Regions from separate parts of the Homo sapiens genome. Here region 1 is linked to region 2. The links are chromatin loops, found by intact Hi-C in ENCODE. Cell type or tissue: endothelial cell of umbilical vein. All regions are shown on one strand. Each heading gives the region's core, and the rest is flanking DNA. Links, peaks and the distances in the headings are about the cores only. Region 1 has its middle 42 kb from the start of SLC29A4. Region 2 overlaps RNF216 (ring finger protein 216).

The links. Hi-C counts contacts between places; a loop is a spot of excess contacts. Peaks named below come from ENCODE experiments on the same cell type or tissue, not always from the same donor. Only the 100,000 strongest peaks of a DNase experiment are listed, where the experiment ranks them.
Region 1: a loop joins it to region 2, with 11 times the contacts of the local background. A loop is called at or near these places in 6 of 110 quality-filtered maps.

What each region holds. Positions count from the first base shown.
Region 1 is chr7:5,235,103-5,245,999 of GRCh38, forward strand. No RefSeq gene overlaps it. Among named protein-coding and RNA genes, the nearest start is that of SLC29A4, 42 kb to the right of the region's middle. RefSeq lists enhancers at 5,116-5,410, 5,884-5,973. In endothelial cell of umbilical vein, for the core only: a CTCF peak has its summit at 5,265 (motif pointing right); a DNase peak (open chromatin) is centred at 5,299; H3K4me3 peaks cover 552 bases.
Region 2 is chr7:5,698,956-5,709,852 of GRCh38, forward strand. The region is part of intron 13 of RNF216 (ring finger protein 216); the gene reads right to left. Among named protein-coding and RNA genes, the nearest start is that of MIR6874, 7.5 kb to the right of the region's middle. RefSeq lists enhancers at 2,252-2,531, 2,995-4,194, 9,682-9,751. In endothelial cell of umbilical vein, for the core only: a CTCF peak has its summit at 5,693 (motif pointing left); a DNase peak (open chromatin) is centred at 5,666.

The DNA.
Region 1 (10,897 bases), core at 1,993-9,992, 460 kb before region 2:
ATCATCTAAGGTCAGGAGTTCGAGGCCAGCCTGGCCAACATGGCAAAACCTGTCTCTACTAAAAATACAAAAAGTAACCAGGCGTGGTGGTGGGTGCCTGTAATCCCAGCTACTCTGGAGGCTGAGGCAGGACAGTTGCTTGAAACCGGGAGGTGGAGGTTGCAGTGAGCTGAGTCATGCCACTGCACTCTCACCTGGGCAACAGAGTGAGACTGTCTCAAAAAAGAAAAAGAAAAAGAAACGGACATGTGACACCATGGCCAGCAAGCAGGAAATCCAAATGCGTTATTTTACAAGCGTACTTAAGAGAGAGGCGGGACCGTTCGGCTTCAGCTCTGTGGTGTTGGAGATGTAAAAAGAACGTGCAGGGAAACCGTGGGACTTCTGTTTGGGTCGCCTCCCTGCTTTACATAGAATTCTCTTTTTTATGACTTATTTCTTACTGAAAATATATCATGATAATCATTGGCCAAGCAGATAGGGTTTTTCTGACGTATCTTTTAGTTCTGACCCAGGTCATAACCCTTCACCTATGTCATACCTTTTCAATCTGTGGGTTTTTCTGAAGCACAAAAACAAAACAAAACCAATCTCAGGGTTTTGAGATGTGACCAGTTCTTACCCTTCCCTAATAACCAGCTAGGAAAGTCTCTAATTTAGAAAAATGAGGCCGGGCGCGGTGGCTCATGCCTATTGTAATCCCAGCACTTTGGGAGGCCAAGGCGGGTGGATCACAAGGTCAGGCGTTTGAGACCAGCTTGACCAACATGGTGAAACCCCGTCTCTACTAAAAATACATGGGCATGGTGGCATGTGCCTGTAATCCCAGCAACTCAGGAGGCTGAGGCAGGAGAATCGCTTGAACCCGGGAGGCAGAGTTTGCAGTGAACAGAGATCATGCCACTGCACTCCAGCCTGGGTGACAGAGCACAGCTCTGTCTCAAAAAAAAAAAAAAGAAAAAAGAAAAATGAAATCTTTCTAAAGTTCAGAATGTGAAGAGACTGTCTTGATTCCTCACCTCTACATCGTTTCTTTCTATAGTTAGTTATAATGTAAATAGATTCCTCTTAACACTTCATTTTAGGTGAAGCTGTTTTTGGTGCTGCCAGTGTGCGTGCATGTGTGTGTGTGTGTGTGTCTGTGAGTGTGTGTGTGTGTGCCTGCCTGAGCTTCAGGTGAACATACTGATTACATTCCCCCACCAAATCTGACTGAAAGCCCATTGCTATCAGCATTTTATAACACGCTAAAGAATTGGACGTGGTGGCTCACACCTATAATCCCAGCTTCTTGGGAGGCCAAGGCAGGAGGATCGCTTGAGACCAGCAATTTGAGGCAAGGCCAGTCTGGACCACATAGCAAGACCCCCTCTCTTAAAATTAAAACCTGTGTTCTATTTTTTTGTTGCCTACTCACAGGCTGAACATCTCATTTGTTTTTGTTTGTTTGGTTTGTTTTTGAGACAGTCTCACTCTGTCACCCAGGCTGGAGTGCAGTGGTGCGATCTCAGCTCACTGCAACCTCTGCCTCCCAAGTTCAAGCGATTCTCCTGCCTCAGCCTCCTGAGTAGCTGGGATTACAGGTGCCCACCACCACGCAAGGCTAATTTTTGTACTTTTAGTAGAGACGGGGTTTCACCACGTTGGTCAGACTGGTCTCGAATTCCTGACTTCGTGATCCACCCACCTCGGCCTCCCGAAGTACTGGGATTACAGGCATGAGCCACCGAGCCCAGCCTTAAACATCTAATTTGTACCAAATTGCCCTATAATTCTACCTAGAATATTATAGCAAAATGCCAGAAGCCTGACTAAAATCTTTTAAAGAAACCCAACTCGGCCAGGCGTGGTGGCTCACACCTGTAATCCCAGCACTTTGGGAGGCCGAGGCGGGTGGATCACGAGGTCAGGAGATCGAGATAGTCCTGGCTAACACGGTGAAACCCCGTCTCTACTAAAAATACAAAAAAGTAGCCGGGCGTGGTTGCAGGCGCCTGTAGTTTCAGCTACTCGGGAGGCTGAGGCAGGAGAATGGCCTGAACCCGGGAGGTGGAGCTTGCAGTAAGCCGAGATCGCCCACTGCACTCCAGCCTGGCGACAGAGTGAGCCTCCGTCTCAAAAAAAAAAAAAAGAAAAAGAAAAAAGAAAACAAAAAGAAACCCAGCTCTCCCAGGGTGGGGGGCATTACACAGGGGAGCCCCTCCGGGTGTCGCCGCAGCTGAATGATTGCGTTGGTGGAACAGCTGGCCCGCTTGTGCGTGGGCCAGGACACGGTGGACCTGTTCCGCCTGCGTTCTTGCCGGTCCATGTTTGGATTAGCATGTGAGTTTAAACATAGTGCTGATGCGGCGATTCTTCTAGAAGCACATCCTTCTCTGAGCTGAATTGCTTCATCACACACTTCCTTCTGGCTTGGGGAGTTCCTTTTCATCAAAGGCCAAGCCTTGTGTGTTTCGGTCCTGCCCATCTCCGTGCGGCCTGCGGGACGTTGGTTGGCGTGGAGTCTTCACAGCCGGCTGTCCAGGCTGGCAGCTCTCCCATCAGGGCTTCTCACAGCCACCGTCTGTCTGAGCAGACGCTGAGCATCGTGTCATCCCTCGGACACACACAAGACTCCACTATTCCCTGTGCTGATTTCTGTTTCTGTTACAGCTTCTGCTTCTGATTTTATTTTTTTTTTCTTTGAGATGGGAGTCTCGCTCTGTAGCCCAGGCTGGAGTGCAATGACATGATCTTGGGTCACTGCAACCTCCACCTCTCAGGTTCAAGCAGTTCTCCTGCCTCAGCCTCTGGAGTAGCTGGGATTACAGGTGCGCACCACCAAGCCTGGATAATTTTGCATGTTTCTGTAGAGACGAGGTTCCACCATGTTTCCAAGGCTGTTCTCAAACTCCTGGCCTCGGCCGGGCGCGGTGGCTCACGCCTGTAATCCCAGCACTTTGGGAGGCTGAAGTGGGCGGATCACCTGAGGTCAGGAGTTCGAGACCAGCCTGGCCAATATGGTGAAACCCCGTCTCTACTAAAAAAGAAAAAAAAATTAGCCTGGCTTGGTGGTGCGCCCCTGTAGTCCCAGCTACTCGGGAGGCTGAGGCAGAAGAATCACTTGAACCTGCGAGACGGAGGTTGCAGTGAGCCAAGATCACGCCACTGCACTCCAGGCTGGGCGACAGAGCAAGACTCTGTCACAAAAAACAAACAAACAAACAAACAAAAAAACCTCCTGACCTCAGGTGATCCACCCGACTCGACCTCCCAAAGTGTTGAGATTACGGGCGTGAGCCACTGCGCCCGGCCCTGTTGCTGCTTTTAGAAGTGGCTTTTTCTTCCTGTGCGACATTACTTTTTAGTGGGTCAGCGCAGAAATGTGCTTGGGCTCCCTGCGACGGCGAAGCACCTTTCCTCAAGGGAATCTGAAGACTTTTCCCTGCCTTTCCTCTCCCTCGGGGAGGTCCCCTCAGCGCCCTCCTCTTGACCTTCCCTGGTGCGTTTAGTGCTGAGCCTGTGCCTGAGCCTGGGGACCTGGGAGAGTTCGGACCGAAGTCCACCGAGGGCCGCAGAACGGCAGGGTTGGGGAACTGGCTCCCTGGCGCGCACAGCTCTGTCTGCAGGGCGCGGATCTGCGCTCGGTGTGAGGAGGCACGGTGCATGTTAAGTCGAGAAACTTCTAAACTCCGCCACCAGCTTTGGAAATAACAGCTGGGATTTTCTGCTTAAACCAGCATCCCAGAGCACACGGGTACTAACTAGCAGAAGCCCTAAGTAAAATGAAACGGGCTCTGAAGGAAGTCCTGGAGCCTCCTGCCCGCCTGCCCTCGCCATTCATTCAGTCCTGCAGTGACTCTGAGGAATGGCGTGGGCGGGAGGACAAGTCACCTTTAAAGCCAAGCACCCGGTGGGCGCAGAGGGTCCCGCCTGGAATCCCAGCACTTCGGGAGGCTGATGCGGGCGGATCACGAGGTCAGGAGTTCGAGACCAGCCTGGCCAAAATGGTGAAACCCCGTCTCTACTAAAAATACAAAAAATTGCCTGAGCGCGGTGGCTCACGCCTGGAATCGCAGCACTTTGGTAGGCCGAGGCAGGCAGATCACAAGGTCAGGAGTTCGAGACCAGCCTGGCCAACGTGGTGAAACCCCATCTCTACTAAAAATATAAAAAAATTGGCTGAGCGTGGTGGCGCGTGCCTGTAATCCCAGCAACTCGGGAGGCCGAGGCAGGAGAATCGCTTGAACCCGGGAGGCGGAGGTTGCAGTGAGCCGAGATGGCGCCACCGCACTCCAGCCTGGACGACAGAGTGAGACTCTGTCTCAAAAATAAATAAATAAATAAATAAATAATGCAGATATCTTTAGAAATATAAAATAGTATCCTAGGGGCCAGGCACAGTGGCTCACACCTGTAATCCCAGCACTTTGAGAGCCCGAGGTGAGAGGATTGCTTGAGGCTGGGAGTTGAAGACCAGCCTGGGCAACAGAGCAAGACCCCCGTCTTTACGAAAAATTAAAAAATTAGCCAGGTGTGGCCGGGCATGGTGGGTCACGCCTGTAATCCCAGCACTTTGGAGGCCGAGGCAGGAGAATCACAAGGTCAGGAGATCAAGACCATCCCAGCTAACACGGTAAAACCCCCTCTCTACTAAAAATACAAAAACTTAGGCGGGCGTGGTGGCGGGCGCCTGTAGTCCCAGCTACTCGGGAGGCTGAGCCAGGAGAATGGCGTGAACCCGGGAGGCGGAGCTTGCAGTGAGCCGAGATCGCGCCACTGCACTCCAGCCTGGGCGACAGAGCGAGACTCCAGCTCAAAAAAAAAAAAAAAAAAAAAAAAAAAAATTAGCCAGGTGGGCTGATATGCCCAGCTACTCAGGAGGCTGAGACAGGAAGATCACTTGAGGCCAGGAGTTCGAGACCAGCCTGGGCAACAGTTTGAGACCCGCCGCAGCCTCTACCAAAAAAAAAAATAATAATATTCTAGTTTACAAGCATGCTACAGTTACAAACTCTTCCTTGGTAAGATTTTCCTCCCCAGAGCGCTGTTGTCAGACTCCTGGAGCTGCTGAGGCCCTGCAAGCTGGGTAGACAAGGGAGGCAGGCCGGGCCAGGTGAGCTCCCCTGCACCCCTCCCCGCCCCCGCCCTGCCTTTCCTGTGTTTCTCTGGACCCTAACGCTGCGAGACACAGACGGATAGACCATCAGGACCTCAGGAGCCGCCTGAGTCTCCTCCCAACCCCGAGCTCTGAGGAGGGTGGATGGTTTTCTTCACGGCCACTAGGTGGTGGAAGTCTCCCAACTGTGCAGACATCTGCGGGGCTGGTGGGTTGGCGAGCTGTGGGGGAGGGTGCCCTGGTCAGACTGTGTCCTTGGGGGCTGGGCGGTCGCACCCGGGAGCTTCGCCAATGTGCTAGTTTGAATGAACTCCCAATGCAAAAATGGCAAACAGAGGCCGTGGAGAAACCTGGCTTCCTCCGACAATGGGAATTTCACTCTGTTCTCGTTACCGCCTGTGGATGAATGTGGGTCTCGGAGGGCGCCTCTCCCTCCGGGGAGAGGGTGACCTTGCCACAGTGGGACTCCATTCCAGCGGCAGCTCCCTCCCCTGTCTGTAGCCCCACGGCCTCCTGGCCGCCTGCCTTCTTATTGGCCACCCCTCCCCTCTCAACGACCTGTTTCCTAATCATGCCATTCCCCCGCGGGAGAGCCGATTCATCACCATTTAAAATGGTGAATCGATAAAGCCGGTCAGGCCGGGCGAGGTGGCTCACGTCTGTAATCCCAGCACTTTGGGAGGCTGAGACAGGCGGATCACCTGAGGTCAGGAGTTTGAGGCCAGCCTGGCCAACATGGTGAAACCCCGTCTCTACTAAAAATACAAAAATTAGCTGGGCATGGTAGCGGGCGCCTGTAATCCCAGCTACTCAGGAGGCCGAGGCAGAACACTAACTTGAACCTGGGAGGCGGACGTTGCAGTGAGCCGAGATCGCGCCACTGCACTCCAGCCTGGGCGACAGAGTGAGAGTGCATGTCAAAAAAAAAAGAAAGAAAGAAAAAGAAAAAGCCAGTCAGATCTAGAGAGGGCGACCGGAGCATCACCCCCAGACGGCTTGACTCTGAGCTCCTGACCTCAGCCTTCAGACAGAGGCTCTCCCAACACACACACACATAGACACGTGCGCACACACACACACACACACACACACACACCCCGCACCAGCAAACGCTGTCTGCTCTGAAGCAGGCACTGTGTAGTCTGATATGTCCCCGGGGAAGGAGGGTGGCCAAGCACAGACAGCTCCCGAGAGAGCCTGAGGAGAGAGCTGCCCAGCACCTCAGGATGGAGAAAGTGCTAGAGAGGCCCTTGGCTTCCCTGCATCCCACGGAGATAACAGCAGGTACAGGGAGTGAGGTTCGAGAGCAGTGAGTGTAAACCATAAGGCTCTGCCTGGGCAATACATGGTCCTTTCTCTCTTTTTTTTCCCTCCCTTCCTTCCTTCCCTCCCTCCCTCCTTCCTTCCTTTTTTTTTTTTTTTTTTGAGATGGAGTTTCACTCTGTCACCCATGCTGGAGTGCAGTGGTACAATCTCAGCTCACCGCAACCTCCGCCTCCCAGGTTCAAGCGATTCTCCTGCCTCAGCCTCCCGAGTATCTGGGATTACAGGCACGTGCCACCACGCCTGGGTAATTTTTGTACTTTTAGTAGAGATGAGGTTTCGCCATGTTGGCCAGGCTGGTCTCGAACTCCTGACCTTAGGTGATCCGCCTGCCTCGGCCTCCCAAAGTGCTGGGATTACAGGCATGAGCCGCTGCACCCAGCCTCATTCTTTCTTTTTTCTTTTAGAGTTCGGGTCTCACTCTGTCACCCAGGCTGGAGTGCAGTGGTGGGATCACAGCTCACTGCAGCCTCAACCTCCTGGGCTCAAGTGATCCTCCCACCTCAGTCTCCCAAGTAGCTGGGACTCCTGGTGCCCACTACTATGCCTTTTTGTAGAGGCAGGTTCTCGGTACATTGCCCAGGCTGGTCTTAAACTCCTGGGCTCAAGCAGTCCTCCTACCTCAGTTTCCCAAAGTGCTGGGAATACAGTCATGAGGCACCACACGCAGCCACCTACTCATTCTAAGACCATTCCTTCCCTGTGGTGGTGTTTATGAAATTGGAGTGTTAGGGGCGGGGCACGGTGGCTCACGCCTGTAATCCCAGCACTTTGGAAGGCCAAGGCAGGTGGATCATTCGAGGCCAGGAGTTCGAGGCCAGCCTGGCCAACATGGCAAAGCCCCGTCTCCTTTAAAAAATACAAAAATTAACCAGGCTTGGTGGTGCGTGCCTGTACTCCCAGCTACTCAGGAGGCTGAGGCACGAGAATCGCTTCAACCCAGGAAGCGGAGATTGCAGCGAGTTAAGATCGCACCCCTACACTCCAGCCTGGGTAACAGAGTGAGACTCTGTCAGAAAGAAAGAAAGAAAGAGAGAGAGAGGGAGGGAGGGAGGGAGGGAAAGAAAGAGAGAGAGAGAAAGATAGAAAGAAAGGAAGGAAGGAAAAGAAAGAGAGAGAGAAAGAAAGAAAGAATGAAAGAAAGGAAGGAAGGAAAGAAGGAAGGAAGGGAAAGAAAGAGAGAAAGAAAGGAAGGAAGGAAGGAAGGAAGGAAAAGAAAGAGAGAGAAAGAAAGGAAGGAAGGGAAAGAAAGAGAGAGAGAAAGAAAGAAAGGAAGGAAGGGAAAGAGAGAGAAAGAAAGAAAGGAAGGAAGGAAGGGAAAGAAAGAGAGAAAGCAAGCAAGCAAGCAAGCAAGCAAGAAAGAAAGAAAGAAAGAAAGAAAGAAAGAAAGAAAGAAAGAAAGAAAGAAAATTGGAGTGTTTCACAGCCCAGGGTCATTAATTTGGCCACCTGTCCCCTGGAAATCCGTAACTAAGTGACACCTTAGAATGAAAGAAACGCCTCATGGTGTGCACAGTGACCCATTGGCTTCAGGGCACTTTGCTCACAAAACACCCCTCCCCAAATAGAAGACTCTCCTGGGCAAGGTAACTCATCCCAGCTGGTGGCACAGGGCAGGACAGGGTTCAGTTGCTCCTGGCAGAGGCTGAGGGAACAGGGCCGGGGGAGGCCCCTGCTGTCCTTGTCTGAAGAGCCAGGATCTGCATAGCTCCCCACCCTCAGCCACCCCACCCTGGCTTCCCTGGGCCCCTTCTGAGATGCAGAGATGCGTTCTGGGATTGGCCACCATCCACCCCCAAGCCCAGACCATGGCACCATGCCCCAGGCTGCCTGCGGCCCTCTTCTTGACAGACTCGCAGTCAGGTCCCTGCAGCCTCCTTGGTGCTGACAAATGGCCCCCAGGAGGGTCCCTGGCCACTGCCCCAGAACCCACCATGGGCCCCGCGTCCTGGCCGCTGGCCAGCTCTGTCATTTATGTCCTTCTTGACCTTCGTGGGAGCGCCCAGGCTGCTCCATTCTGTCCTGAAACCTACACCAATGCAGAACGTCACTGTGGTTGGCAAAGTCACTCTGTTTGCTTCAGGTGGGCACCGCAGGCAGGGCTGAGGGCTGTGGCTGCCGTGTTGCCGGCAAAGGAGAAAAACCCGCAATTTGTTCAGACGAGCTCCTTTGCTTAAGGCTCTGGGGAGCATCTTTTCTGGTTATTTTCAGCTTTCTGCTCCTTTTGAGGAAGTTCAAGGGATCAGCTCCTGTCCCCACCCCCTGACTCCAGGGGTCAGACTGTGTCAGTGTTCTGGGGGTCCCTCTTAAGGAGGCACCCCAAATCTGGAAGAACCTCTGGGCTCCTAGAAAGATGAAGACACGTAGAGCTGTGCCCATCACTGGGCAGTTTCCATCAGAGAGGGCTTTGGGGCTTCGGAGCACGGGTCCCTCCCCAGGCCCTGTCCTCCAGAAGGATTTGGATGGGGTCATCGGAGAGAGAGAGCTCGTCCTACATGGCAGCAAGTGGCTCTTTTCACAAACTGTCCCTGCCCCTAGCTGGGCATAGTGGCACGCACCTGTAGTCCCAGCTACTGGGGAGGCTGAGATGGGAGGATCACTTGAGCCCAGGGTCTCGATCAAGGCTGCAGTGAGCTATGATCGCACCACCACATTCCAACCTGGGGGATAGAGTGAGACCCTGTCTCAAAAACAACAACAACAACAAAACAACAAAAACCAGTCTCTAGCCAGGCACAGGGGCTTACACCTGTGTAATCCCAGCACTTTGGGAGGCCAAGGTGGGTGGATCATCTGAGGTCAGGAGTTCAAGACCAGCCTGGACAAGATGGCAAAATCCCATCTCTACTAAAAATAGAAAAATTAGCCGGGCATGGTGGCAGGCACCTGTATCCCAGCTACTCGGGAGGCTGAGGCAGGAGAATCGCTTGAACCTGGGAGGCGGAGGTTGTGATGAGCTGAGATCATGCCACTGCACTCCAGCCTGGGCGACAGAGTGAGCCTTTATCTCAAAAAAAAAAAAAAAAAAAAAGAAAAGAAAAGAAAAGAAAAGAAAGATCACCTGTAACTGCCAGTGCCAGAGCTAACCTGGGGTTAACACTGCTGTGTGTTTCCTTCTGGTGACTTTTCTAACAGAGAGAGCCTGTTAGGAGCTGATTTATTCACATTAGTATGTAGCCCCACAATGATTGTGTGTTCTCCCTGCGTTACTAATGGGAATCTTTTTTTTCCAATCCCAAAATTGGAATCCATTGTCTGACAACACATTTGTGTGTTGGACAAAAGAGGCTGCCTGGAAAGGGTGCATGCTGAGTGATAGGAATGCAGGAGGTACTTGAGAGGCTTGAAACAGGCCGGGCGCAGTGGCTCACACCTGTAATCCCAGCACTTTGGGAGGCCGAGGCGGGCAGATCACGAGGTCAGGAGATTGAGACCATCCTGGCTAACACGGTGAAACCCCGTCTTTACTAAAAAATACAAAAAAATCAGCCGGGCGTGGTGGCAGGCGCCTGTAGTCCCAGCTACTCAGGAGGCTGAGACAGGAGAATGGCATGAACCTGGGAGGCGGAGCTTACAGTGAGCCGAGATTGCGCCACTGCACTCTACCTGGGCGACAGAGCAAGACTCTGTCTCAAAAAAAAAAAAAAAAAAAAAAAATTAGGTGTGGTGGCAGGTGCCATTAGTCCCAGCTACTCAGGAGGCTGAGGCAGAAGAATCGCCTGAGCCCGGGAGGCAGAGGTTGCAGTGAGCCAAGATCACGCCACTGCACTCCAGCCTGGCAACAGAGCAAGACTATCTCAAAAATAAATAAATAAATAAAAATAAAAATAAAGTCTGGAGACCACAGAGCAGGGTGTCTGAATGCAAGACCATGCCCACCCTGCTGGCAAGCATGGAGGACGGCGTGGAGCCAGGGTGGCATGTTCACTTGCATGCATGTGTGCACATGTGTGTAGACGTGTGTGATTCCTGGGCACGCAGTGTTGGAAAGATCACTGGCCTTTGTCCCAGACCAGGATTCCAGCCTGGGCTCTAAGTGGCCGTGTGGCTGCGGATGGATGGATGCAGAAGCCAAGCAGGCTATATCCTGCATTAATGTGGCCATTGAGCTAATGTCCGTGGAGTCATCATAGGTCCTGATCATTGGAGACATTGGATTTTTTATTTGTTTATTATTATTTATTTATTTATTTATTTATTTTTGAGATGGAGTTTTGCTCTTGTCCCCCAGGCCGGAGAGCAATGGTGCGATCTCAGCTCACTGCAACCTCCACTTCCCAGGTTGTCACCCAGGCTGGAATGCAGTGGCATGATCATAGTTCACTGCAGCCTCAACCTCCTGGGCCAGCAATCCTCCACCTCTGCCTCCTGAGTAGCTGGGACTACAGGTGTGCACCACCACCCCCGGCTAATTTTTAAAAATTTTTTAGAGACAGGGCATCTCCCTATGTTGCTGAGGTTGGTCTTGCACTCCTG
Region 2 (10,897 bases), core at 2,030-10,029:
AACTGGAAAGCAGCAAAGCAAACCAAAACAATGAGAGCACAGATAAAGCTAACACTGAAGACAGCTAGAGTTTTTGACTTGTTTTTTTTAAAACTAACTTTTTATTGTAGAAAATTTTAAACATATACAAAAGCAGAGGATGTAATGAACCCTATGCACCCATTATCGTGTTTAATAATGATCGACTCATAACCAATCTGAGCTTATCTATACCCTACCTGTTCACTCATCCCTCCTCCTTCAGTATAATTTTGAAGCAAATCCCAGATTACAAATCTTTTCATTTATAAATATTTCAGTTTGTATCTGCAAAAGATAAAGACTCTTGAAACTAATGCAGCATATCAAAATTACACCTAAAAACACAAATAACAATGAGAAACCCTGGATTTGACTCCTGATGCTGTCACTTACTAGCTGTGTGACTTTGAGCAGATAAGGAGTAAAAAGCCCCTAAAACCCAGGAAGAGTTTTATTAGCAAATACCTAGACCTCAGCCTGTTTTAACTATGATGCCAAACTCCCTGCTCAAGCTATTCTTCCCATACTGGCCCTGATGATCTGACAGAATTGAACACTAGCTTTTTGTTGTGTTCTTCACCCACTACCTCAGCAGATTGGATTTCGTTTCTCATCACGGCTCTGCATTACCAAGGATATTCACAGTCCATCTTCCCAGGGGAATTGTACAGAAACAGAGCACGAACTGTTATTTAGTTTCAGAAGAGATGGCAGGGACTGCTGCCTTAGCCTGTTACACTGGACATGAAGGGCAGCAGGCTTTCTGGGGCTGGGTGGTTGATTCCACTTGCAGTGATGTACTGGCCACAGATACAGACGCACATTTTCTAACTGTGGTCTGTGGGAAGGCCATGTGGCCTCTGGGAACTGGAGATGTGACAGAGACCCTCTGTATTCTTTATCTTTGTCTCAAAGTCAGGGAAGACACTGAGGAATAAAAGGCCTTTTACGTTCTCAGCTACCACATTGCAACTGGAATCTGACCTTGAATTCAAGGATAAACACAAGAAATTCCACCCAACAGCAGCTTCAGCTTAGGCTTTGCTCTCATCTTGCTCGATGCCCTAAACACTCCTCTTTGCTACTGTTCCCCTTCTCCACATTCCCCGCCCTGACACAGACACCCACGGGGACAGGGGGTGTTTTCATGCTTGCGGTATTACCATAGCAACAATTTCTCTTCTACCTGGAAGGCTGGAAACCCTGCAGTGCTCTGTGCTGAGAATGCAAAGAGGGAACACTATCACTTTCCACCTCAGCACACACCACAAGCCGCACACGTGCACTCACACACAGCCCCTTCTCAAGGACATCACAATGAGATCATGACAACAAATCAGGATGCTGACACCTAACAACACAAAATCAGTGCAATGACAAAAAGGAGGTAAAACATTTCTTATAAAAAGGTATTTTGTAGGTATCAATTCTTGAGGGATTTTTATTGTGAAATTTCTAACATGCATCTCTCCCTTGATGAGGCCACAGACACAGAAAAATGTCATTAAATTATTTTAGTAAAATATACAAAGGAACTTAATAGGTGGTGTGTGGTTTCTAGAAAGAGGGCCACTCCAAGCTTCTGATCCCCACAGGCTGTGACAAGCCTGAGAAGCAATAGCTAACTAGTACACAAAACCACAAAAAGAGCCACTAAATTTTAATTAAGTACCCATAGAAACTCGTTAAAAATCCACAGAGAATCTTTTTCTGTGAGTACTACAGACAGTGTGTTTTAGTAGAGACCAAAAATAACAACAACAAAGAGACAAGTAGGTGTGTCCTTCCACAAGGACAGTCCAAGGTGAGCAGCCCTGGCATCCAAGCCTGCCCGCTGCCATGGGTGGGCAGGATGACCAGTGCCCTCCCAGTAGGACAAAAACTCATGCCCAATGCACCAAGAAGACAAACCCTGGATTTCCATCTCTCCACTGCAACTAATTTGGAGTTCTCTAGTATAGCGTATCGCCGTCTTTGTTTCTAGGCCCCTCCTGTACTCATTTCTTCTGAATGTCATCCCTGAGATTCTAAACCTTCTGAGTAGGAGTAAGAAATCAACATGAAACCTGAGAGAAGGAGCACAGCAGTGCTGTGGACAGAGAGTGCAGACCCTGAGAGTGGGAGCACACACACGACAGCCTCCCCCAGCACGTGGCTCTCCCCAGGTTGCACAGGGCCCTTCTCTGAACTTGAATAACGTGGACTAAAGGAGAGCTGTCATTTCTTATAGAATGTATCAGTTAGCAAAAAAATCAGGTTGAAAAATCTACCCCTTTACATGGCAGAACACTGGGGAGCTGGTAGAAATGAGTTGAGTGGTGAGTGATGAGTCATCTTCTGTTCCCTGATGGGATTTTCCACCTGCCCACTTTAGGGGAACTCCATGCTCTTGTGGCAGCAGGTTCACAAAACTGGAGGCAGTTCCCCCTTTCTAGGATCTCCGTTCATCTCCTGAGGCCGCACATCTGCACACACCATCCTCACTGGGCAGCTATTACTTCGTGACACAAAGTGCCAGGCACTGCACTTGACACTTTACCCACGCTGTTTCCATTGGTTTTGCACAAAAGCTCTACGAGGTAGGTGCAACCGTTCTTATTGTACACGGAAAGGAAATGTGGCTTAGGGAGATCAAGTATTCACCCTATGTCACAAAGCTAGTGAGTGGAGGAGCTAGAATTAAAGCATAAGTGGGTTTAATATCAAAATCCCTTGTCTTAACCACTGAGCTATACCGTTTCCCTCACTGTGATGCAGCAACAGCCACGCATTTCACTGCCATTCATGGCCTCACAGCACCCAGTGCTGTGCAGAGCTGCACATCAATCAACACTTCTCACGTAAGGGCTTCAAAAGAACTGTTGAAACAGACAACTTACTATGAAAGCCCAGCAAAAGACGTGTCCCAAACAATGCCTCTTCATGTGAATGGAACAGGAGGTTCGTGACTGGTCTCCTGAGAAGGTGGAAACACTAACCCAGGAAGGCAGCTCAGGACCAGAAGGGAGCACCAGGATGTTGTCTGGGACAAGGAAGAGCCAGGCCCATTTCCTAGGGATCAGGGAGGTCGGCGACATCTGAGGCCCCAGGTCGCTGCCGGGTTCTCGGAGCCCACGCTGACTCTAGACTTCCTTGGCTCTGAAATGCAGGTGGGTGTGGGCTCTGCCACCTGCCGGGGGGTCAGCAGTTGCCTCTGCGAGTTTCGAGGGGAGAAACCTGAGGGGCTGCAGCAGCCCTGCAGAGGGAGTGGGAGTGGCAGCATAGTCCATGTTCACTCACAGCTCCCAGCCTCCTCCAAGGCGGGCCAAGGGGAGAGGCAGGTGCTTCTACCATTAGCATCTGACATGAGGGATAAAGTAGCTGAAATACAGGGGTAAAAAACTATTTCCACAGGGCCAAGCAGAAACAAAAATAAAATTTTTATTCATATTGGCGTTTTGTTATAATGCGTATGTATTTTTACCTTTCCCTATTTCGGGTTGTCAGCTCTCTCCCTTCTGAATAATCACTGAAACAGCAAGCATGGTATTTGACTCTTAATGGGAAGGCAGGGTGGGAAGGGAGGCAAGCAACATTTGCCTTTTATTATTTTTCTTCTTCTTTAAAAGAATCTAACAAACACATCTACTCTATGCTGTATTTACTGTGCTTCAATAGCAGGTAAGGGAAGAGGATGTGCTTGCGTGTGTAATTAACCAAAACCTTCCCAGGATCAAGAAGTCTGTGATGAATAGATTCACTATGCTTTTAAATTTTAAAAAGTGAAATTTTAAAAAGTGAAAACTGACAGAAGTACTCAGACACAAGTAGAGTTAAAAATCCTGAAGCCTCCTTGCTATGACGCCAGCCCTGCTCAGTACGTGACGGAAGGGAGGCTCACAGGGATGGTGTCTGCGACCCACTCAGCTCTGCCATTTACCATCACCTGACTTTAAGCCAGTGTCTATTTTGTAGGGCTGCTGTGGGGACCAATATGAGCTGAGAGCTCTGCCAGGCACCCTACATGATATACCTGTAAGGGAGCGTCCTTCTGCGGCCTGAACCTGAAGCTCTTCAGAGGGACCCATGCTGGGCTCTGAAGAAAGTGACTCACCTTGGAGGAGCAAGGGCAGGTCACATTCCATGATGAGAAATTCTCACACCACCCTCCTTCATATTTGACTCACATCATGCAGCATGGACTTCCACTCCAGTAAATGAGTCCTCATTTGTGGGCTTAAAAATCTTTTTGTTACCCAGCTATTTGGTTCTTGTCAACGCTACTTCCTGAATAAAGGTCTTCCCTGATAGTAGGAACAAGTGGCCCAAGCTTCATTCATCTCTAGATAAATGTGAAGGCCGTGCTCAGCACAGGAGTCAGCTGACTGGCTGGGCCCCAAATTAGAGTGCTGTTAATAAGTGCCAACCACCCGCCATCACAGCTGGAGCTGCCCTGGCATTGATAGCTGGTCCACACTCATTTACATTCTCTTCACGCAGCCATGCAGCTACTGTAGGAGGCTGCAGATGCCTGTTTTTTAACCAACAAACTGGTTCACTGCAGATGTGAATTTTGGTTGTACTTCACGGCTGTAAAGTTAAAAACAGCAAATGCTACAAAGAATAGGATGGGAACCTAGAAAGGGCAGAAAAACAAGCAGGGAAGAAAGCTGGCAGGTGAGAAAAGATAAATAAATACAAGTGACATTGGGAAAAGATGGGTGGTTACACAACCACACACACATTTGCAGTTTCCACGAAAAGACTACACCAGATGTTCTTCAGTTACTCTGATTAAACTCTCACCACCTGATGGTCTCTCGTCGTTAGCGCTTGCTTCATGAGTGTGCCTAAACCTCCACCTTGTGGCCCTAAGTTTCTGGAAAACTTGACTTACACAGCTCTGAGTTTATAAAGCAAAGTTATGGCTGTGGCAAGGCAGAAAAGACTCAACAGTGAAACTTCTGACCCTAAGAATACATATTCCAGAAGCATCACCTTCAAATCTCCTTTTATGTAACACTCTTCAGTCTCACACCAAACACACCCAATTCATTCCTAAAAGCAGCACACTGAAAACAAACTAATGAATTCTTTATCTGAGAACACACAAGGGAGCTGAGAGCCTTGACAAAAGCATTCCATCATATCAATGAAACAAAGACTCTCTCCATTTCATCAAAGATACAGTGTCTTATTCTTCAGGGATTCCAGAGGACTGATTCCAGCCATTCAAGTCCTCCTCCAGAGGCCGTCTTATATTAATACGTTTATATTAATGCCGTATTAATATAAACGCCTCATTTCAGAGCGACAAGTTCCTGAAAAGCCAACTGGAATTTATATTACTGGCAAAGACACTGCAATGAGAAAGCAGGTGCCCTTAGTCTCACACGGGTCAAAATTAGCTTGTGGCTCATGTCTTAAATATCAGGAATCCTCAAGGATTAGCGACTGCTTTAGCCATCTTGCTACAAAGAATGGCATAAGGAGAATTTGCACAACTGAGAAAGGTAAAAGCGTATGCGCTAATAACATGGACTTCTTAGATAAAGTCTAAATGCACGTAGCGATTTGCTTTGGTACTGAGCCCAAAAGAACTGTGTCAATTCTGCTTACAAAACAGTGTTTTGCTGACACATACTTTTCAAACACCCAAGAGGAAGAAAACCCTTTCCTCATGGAGCATCTGTGCCACCTAGTGGCAACTCGTTCCACAGCCCACAAATAAGGACAGAAGATTAGGCATAAACTCTCCTTTCTCATCCAAAGGACAAGGTGGGGACTTCTCTCATTCCTCTGGTGGTCACTGAGCCAGCTCCACCAGGCCGTCACTGCCTCAGGTCCCCATATAACATTTTTCACTTTATTTTCCATGATGGGCCAAACACCTACAATCCTTACCCTAACATTAGAAACTAAAATGTGAATGCTGTTATCCATAGGTGAAAGTCAAGTTCTGAAACATACTGTAATCCATCATGTAATCATAACACACATTCTCTCCACTGCAAAACGTTGCTGAGGGGCATAAAAAGATGTGAATAAATGAAAAAACATACTTTAAACTTAGCATGGCCCAGCATTTCTAAGCTAATAATAATCTCCCTGATGGGCACCTTACCCCTCTCCTCCTCTTTCCTCCTTTTGCTGCTCATTTCAGACTCCAAAATCTTTTTCCAGCCTAGATCTCTCCCTGTGTTACTGACCCGGATCACTGATCTAGGGTCACTGATTTATGGAGCACCTACTATGTGCCAGGCATTGTAAAAACACGTACACACTGGATGTCTCCCCTAAAAACTCAACATGTCCAAAACAAAAGTAATCTCTCCTGAATCTTTTGGATTCCATTTCCAGTTTTGTAAACAGCATCATCAACTACATAGTGGTCCAAACCAGACACGCCTGTGAGACCTCTGGCTTTCTCCCCACCTTCACATGCAACATATCACCTTCTAATCCTCTACCTCTCAAATCTGCTCCTGTTCTCCAACTCCAAGGGCAGTTATGGTCCTTATGATCCTTATCAGTCAGGATGTGCTAGGTTATGCTGCTGGAACAAACTCAAACCTCAGTAGTTCAAAACAGACTTTGTTCTCACTCATGCTGCACATCCCTCTTGGCAGAGGGAAAAAATGAACCATATGCCCTTTAAAAAAAACTGCGGTAGGCTGGGCACGGTGGCTCACCCTGTAATCCCAGCACTTTGGGAGGCCAAGGCAGGCAGATCACCTGAGGTCAGGAGTTCGAGACCAGACGGACCAACATGGAGAAACCCCGCCTCTACAAAAATACAACATTAGCCGGGCGTGGTGGCACATGCAGGTAATCACAGCTACTCGGGAGGCTGGGGCAGGAGAATTGCTTGAACCTGGGAGGCGGAGGTTATGGTGAGCCAAGATCATACCATTGCACTCCAGCCTGGGCAAGAAGAGCGAAACTCCATCTCAACAAAAACTAAAACAAAACAAAACAAAACAAAACAAAACAAAACAAAACAAAACAAAACACCACTCTGGGAGGCCGAAGCAGGTGGAGGATTACGAGGTCAGGAGATCAAGATCATCCTGGCTAACATGGTGAAACCCCGTCTCTACTAAAAATGCAAAAAATTAGCCGGGCATGGTGGCATGTGCCTGTAGTCCCAGCTATTCAGGAGGCTGAGGCAGGAGAATCGCTTGCACCCGGAAGGTGGAGGTTGCAGTGAGCTGAGATTGCACCACTGCACTCCAGCCTGAGCAACACAGCGACACTCCATCTCAAAAAAAAAAAAAAAAAAAATTGTGGTGAAAACACACAATACAAAAACTACCCAATTAACACATTTTTAAGTGTACAGGGTCTGTTAGCAAAATGTTGTACAGCTGATCTCTAAACAACTTAATCTGGCATGACTGAAACTTCCCACTGCACAGTGACTCCCCACTTTGCCTTCTCCCAGCCTCTGGCACCCAGGGTTCTACTTTGTGTTTCTATGAGTCTGACTACTTTAGATCCTGCATTTAAGTGGAATCGTGCAGTATCTGTCCTTCTATGACTGGCTAATTGCACTGAACACAATGTCCCTCAAGGTGGTTTATCTGTGTTGTTAGTATGTGCCAGGAGTTCCTTCTTTTCAAAGGCTGCATAATATACCAAATTTTAACCATTCATCTGTTGACGAACATGTCAGTAAGTGGTTTCCATCTTGTGGCTACTGTGAATAATGCTGCAATGAACACAGGAACATGCTGAGATCCTTTCCCAAAGGATTTCAATTCCTTTCCACCGGCTGCCTTTTCACTCTGTTGATGGTTTCCTTTGCTGAAAGCATCTTAGTAGTCACTTGCCTGTTTTTTGCTTTTGTCACCTTGTTTTTGGTATTATACCCAGGAAATCATTGCCAAGACTGATGTCATGAAGCTTTCCACCTACGTTTTCTTCTAGTTTTTATAGTTTCAGGTCTTACACTTAAGTCTTTAATCCATTTAAAGAGTTGATTTTTGTGTTATGATATGAGATATGGTATCAGCGTCTAAGTTCATTCTTTTGCATGTGGATATTCAGTTTACAGAGCACCATTAATCAGAGACTACCTTTTCCCCCGGTGGGTGTTCTTTGCACCCTTGTTGAAGATCAGCTGATCATAAATGTGTGGATTTATTTCTGAGCACTGTATTATGTTCCATTGGTCTACATGTCTGCCTGTTTAAATTACTGTAGCTTTGTAATAAGTTTTGAAGTCAGGAAGTGTGAGGCTTCCAGCTTTGTTCTTCTTTCTTAAGACTGTCTAGGATATTTGGGATCCTTTGTGGTTCCATATGCATTTTAGGGATGTCTTTCCATTTATTTATGTCTTCTTTAATTATTTCAGCAGTTTTTTATAGTTTTCAGTGTATAAGTCTTTACCCACTCCTTGGTTAAGTTGTTCCTAAGTATTCCAACTTTTTTGATGTATTATAAATTAGATTTTCTTAATTTCTCTTTTTGGAGTGTTTGTTAGTGTACAGGAACGCAACTGATTTTTATGTGCTAATTTTGTATCCTGCACCTTTACTGAATATATTAATTCTAACAAGTTTTTTTGTGGAAATTGCAGATTTTTCTATGTATAAGATCATGTTATCTGTGAACTTGCACGGATATAGATGCTTTTGCTTTTTCCTGCCAAATAGCTCTAGCTAGGGCTTCCAGTGTTATATAGCATGGAAGTGGTGACAGTGATATCCTTGCCTTGTTCCTGATCTTAGTAAAAAAAAGCTTTTCAGTGTGTGTGTGTGGTTTTTTTTTTTTTTTTTTTTTTTGTGACAGAGTCTCACTCTGTCGCCCAGGCTGGAGTACAGCGGCACAATCTCTGCTCACCGCAACCTCCACCTCCCTGGTTCAAGCGATTCTCTCCTGCCTCAGCCTCCCAAGTAGCTGCGATTACAGGCGCACGCAACCACACCCAGCTAAATTTTTGTATTTTTAGTAGAGACAGAGTTTTGCCATGTTGGCCAGGCTGGTCTCGAACTCCAGAATTCAGGTGATCCACTTGCCTCGGCCTCCCACAGTGCCAGGATGACAGGTGGGAGCCACCATGCCCGGACAGTGTGTTTAGTTCTCATACTTTGTGAATTTTCTTGCTGTTTGTGATTTCTAAGTGTATCGCCTTGTGGCTGGAAAAGATACTTGGTATGATTTTGATCTTAAATTTGTTAAGACCTGTATTATGATCTAATATTCTCCATCCTGGAAAATGTTCCATGCGCAACAGAGGAGAAAAAGTGTTTTCTGTGCCTGTTGGCTAGAATATTTTGTATGTGTCTGTTAGGTCTATAGTGTTGTTCAAGTCAGCTGTTTCCTTACTAATCTTCTGCCTGGTGGTGCTAACAATGATTGAAAGTGAGGTATTGCAATCTCCTACTATTTTTGTGTTATTTTTCCCTTCGGCTGTCAATATTTGCTTCACATATTTGGGTGCACTGATGTCGGGTGCATATACAGATGGTCTCCAACTTACAATGGTTTTACACTTTTTGACTTTACTGTGGTGTGAAAGTGATACACATTCAGTAGAAACTGTAATTCAAGTACCCATACAATCATTCTCTTTTTCACTTTCAGTACAGTACTCAATAAATTACATGAGATACTCATACTTTATTCTAAAATAGGCTTCCTGCAAGAAGATTTTGCTAAATCGTAGGCTAATATAAGTGCTCAGGCTTTTGTTTTCCTTTTTTCAGGAGCTTGCAAGCTCTTGCTTCTTCTGGTGCCTGTCTGAGGTATCACAGGCCCTCTGGAGCTGCTGTAAGCTGCCCAGCTCTTTTTTGGCCTCAGCAGCTCCAAGGCATCTAGAGTAGGTTGGGTTCTGCCAGCAGTGAGTTGGGTGAGACAGAAGCCAGTCCCTCAGGCAGCCCCTTGAGAAGCCCAAATGCTGAACACATGCTCTACTCTTCCCCTGGACCCAAAAAGCAGCCTTCGAGGTGCACTGGACTCTGCCTACTGTACCGTGGGTCCTCTGGCGCAGTACAAACCACCCAGCTTTCTCTTGTTCTCAGCAGCCCCCAGGGACCTAGACCATGCCAGGTCCCATCAGTGCTTCATCGAGTGAGACAGGAACGAGAGTCTTGGGCAGACTCCAGAAAACCTAGAATGCTGGACTCATGCTCCAACTCCTTCCCTCCCGAGAAGAGCAGGGAGAGGGCAATGAGGAGTCAGTACGTGCTAGTTTCACCATCCCATTTGTCCTCAGAGGTCCCCAACCTGGTGCCCTTTCCTGTGAGACAAGACAGAAACCAGTCCCTTGAGCAGCCTCCTGAAAGGTCTGAATATTAGATATATGTTCCAGTCTTCTTTTTCCTCCCCAGAAAGATGCCAGGAGTTGGGAGCTTCCTCCCAATCACATGGTGCTGTGCCAGGGGGAGGAACTCTGGAGAGCCAGCGTCACAAATTCCCCAGCCTTTGATGCAACTGGTTTCTGGATTTCTCACAGAGAGAAATGGTCCTTCCGTTGTTGTTGAACTGTTCTCTCTATGGGAAAAAGAGGGTCTGGAGCTTTCTCTTCTGTCATCTTGACACTACCCCACACCACATGCCTTTACGGCTTTTTCTGCAAGTGATCTAACTACTCACATGTTTCACTGACCACAAGAAGCTACATGGCTACCTTCAAGTTCAGCAGGCCATGTATATTCCTCCCATAGACAAACAAAAACATATGTGGTGTTCCTATTTGGGATCTTAAGAGCCCCTGGGAAGCTCCCACCAACATGCCAAGTTGATACTCACTAGATGCTGTTCCAGACTCATGTGTGCCCTCAGGCTTTTATTTTTTAAATTTTTTTCTTTTAAAGACAGAGTCTTAGTCTGTTGTCCAGGCTAGAGTGCAGTGGCGCAATCATGGCTCAGTGCAGCCTCAATCTCCTGGGCT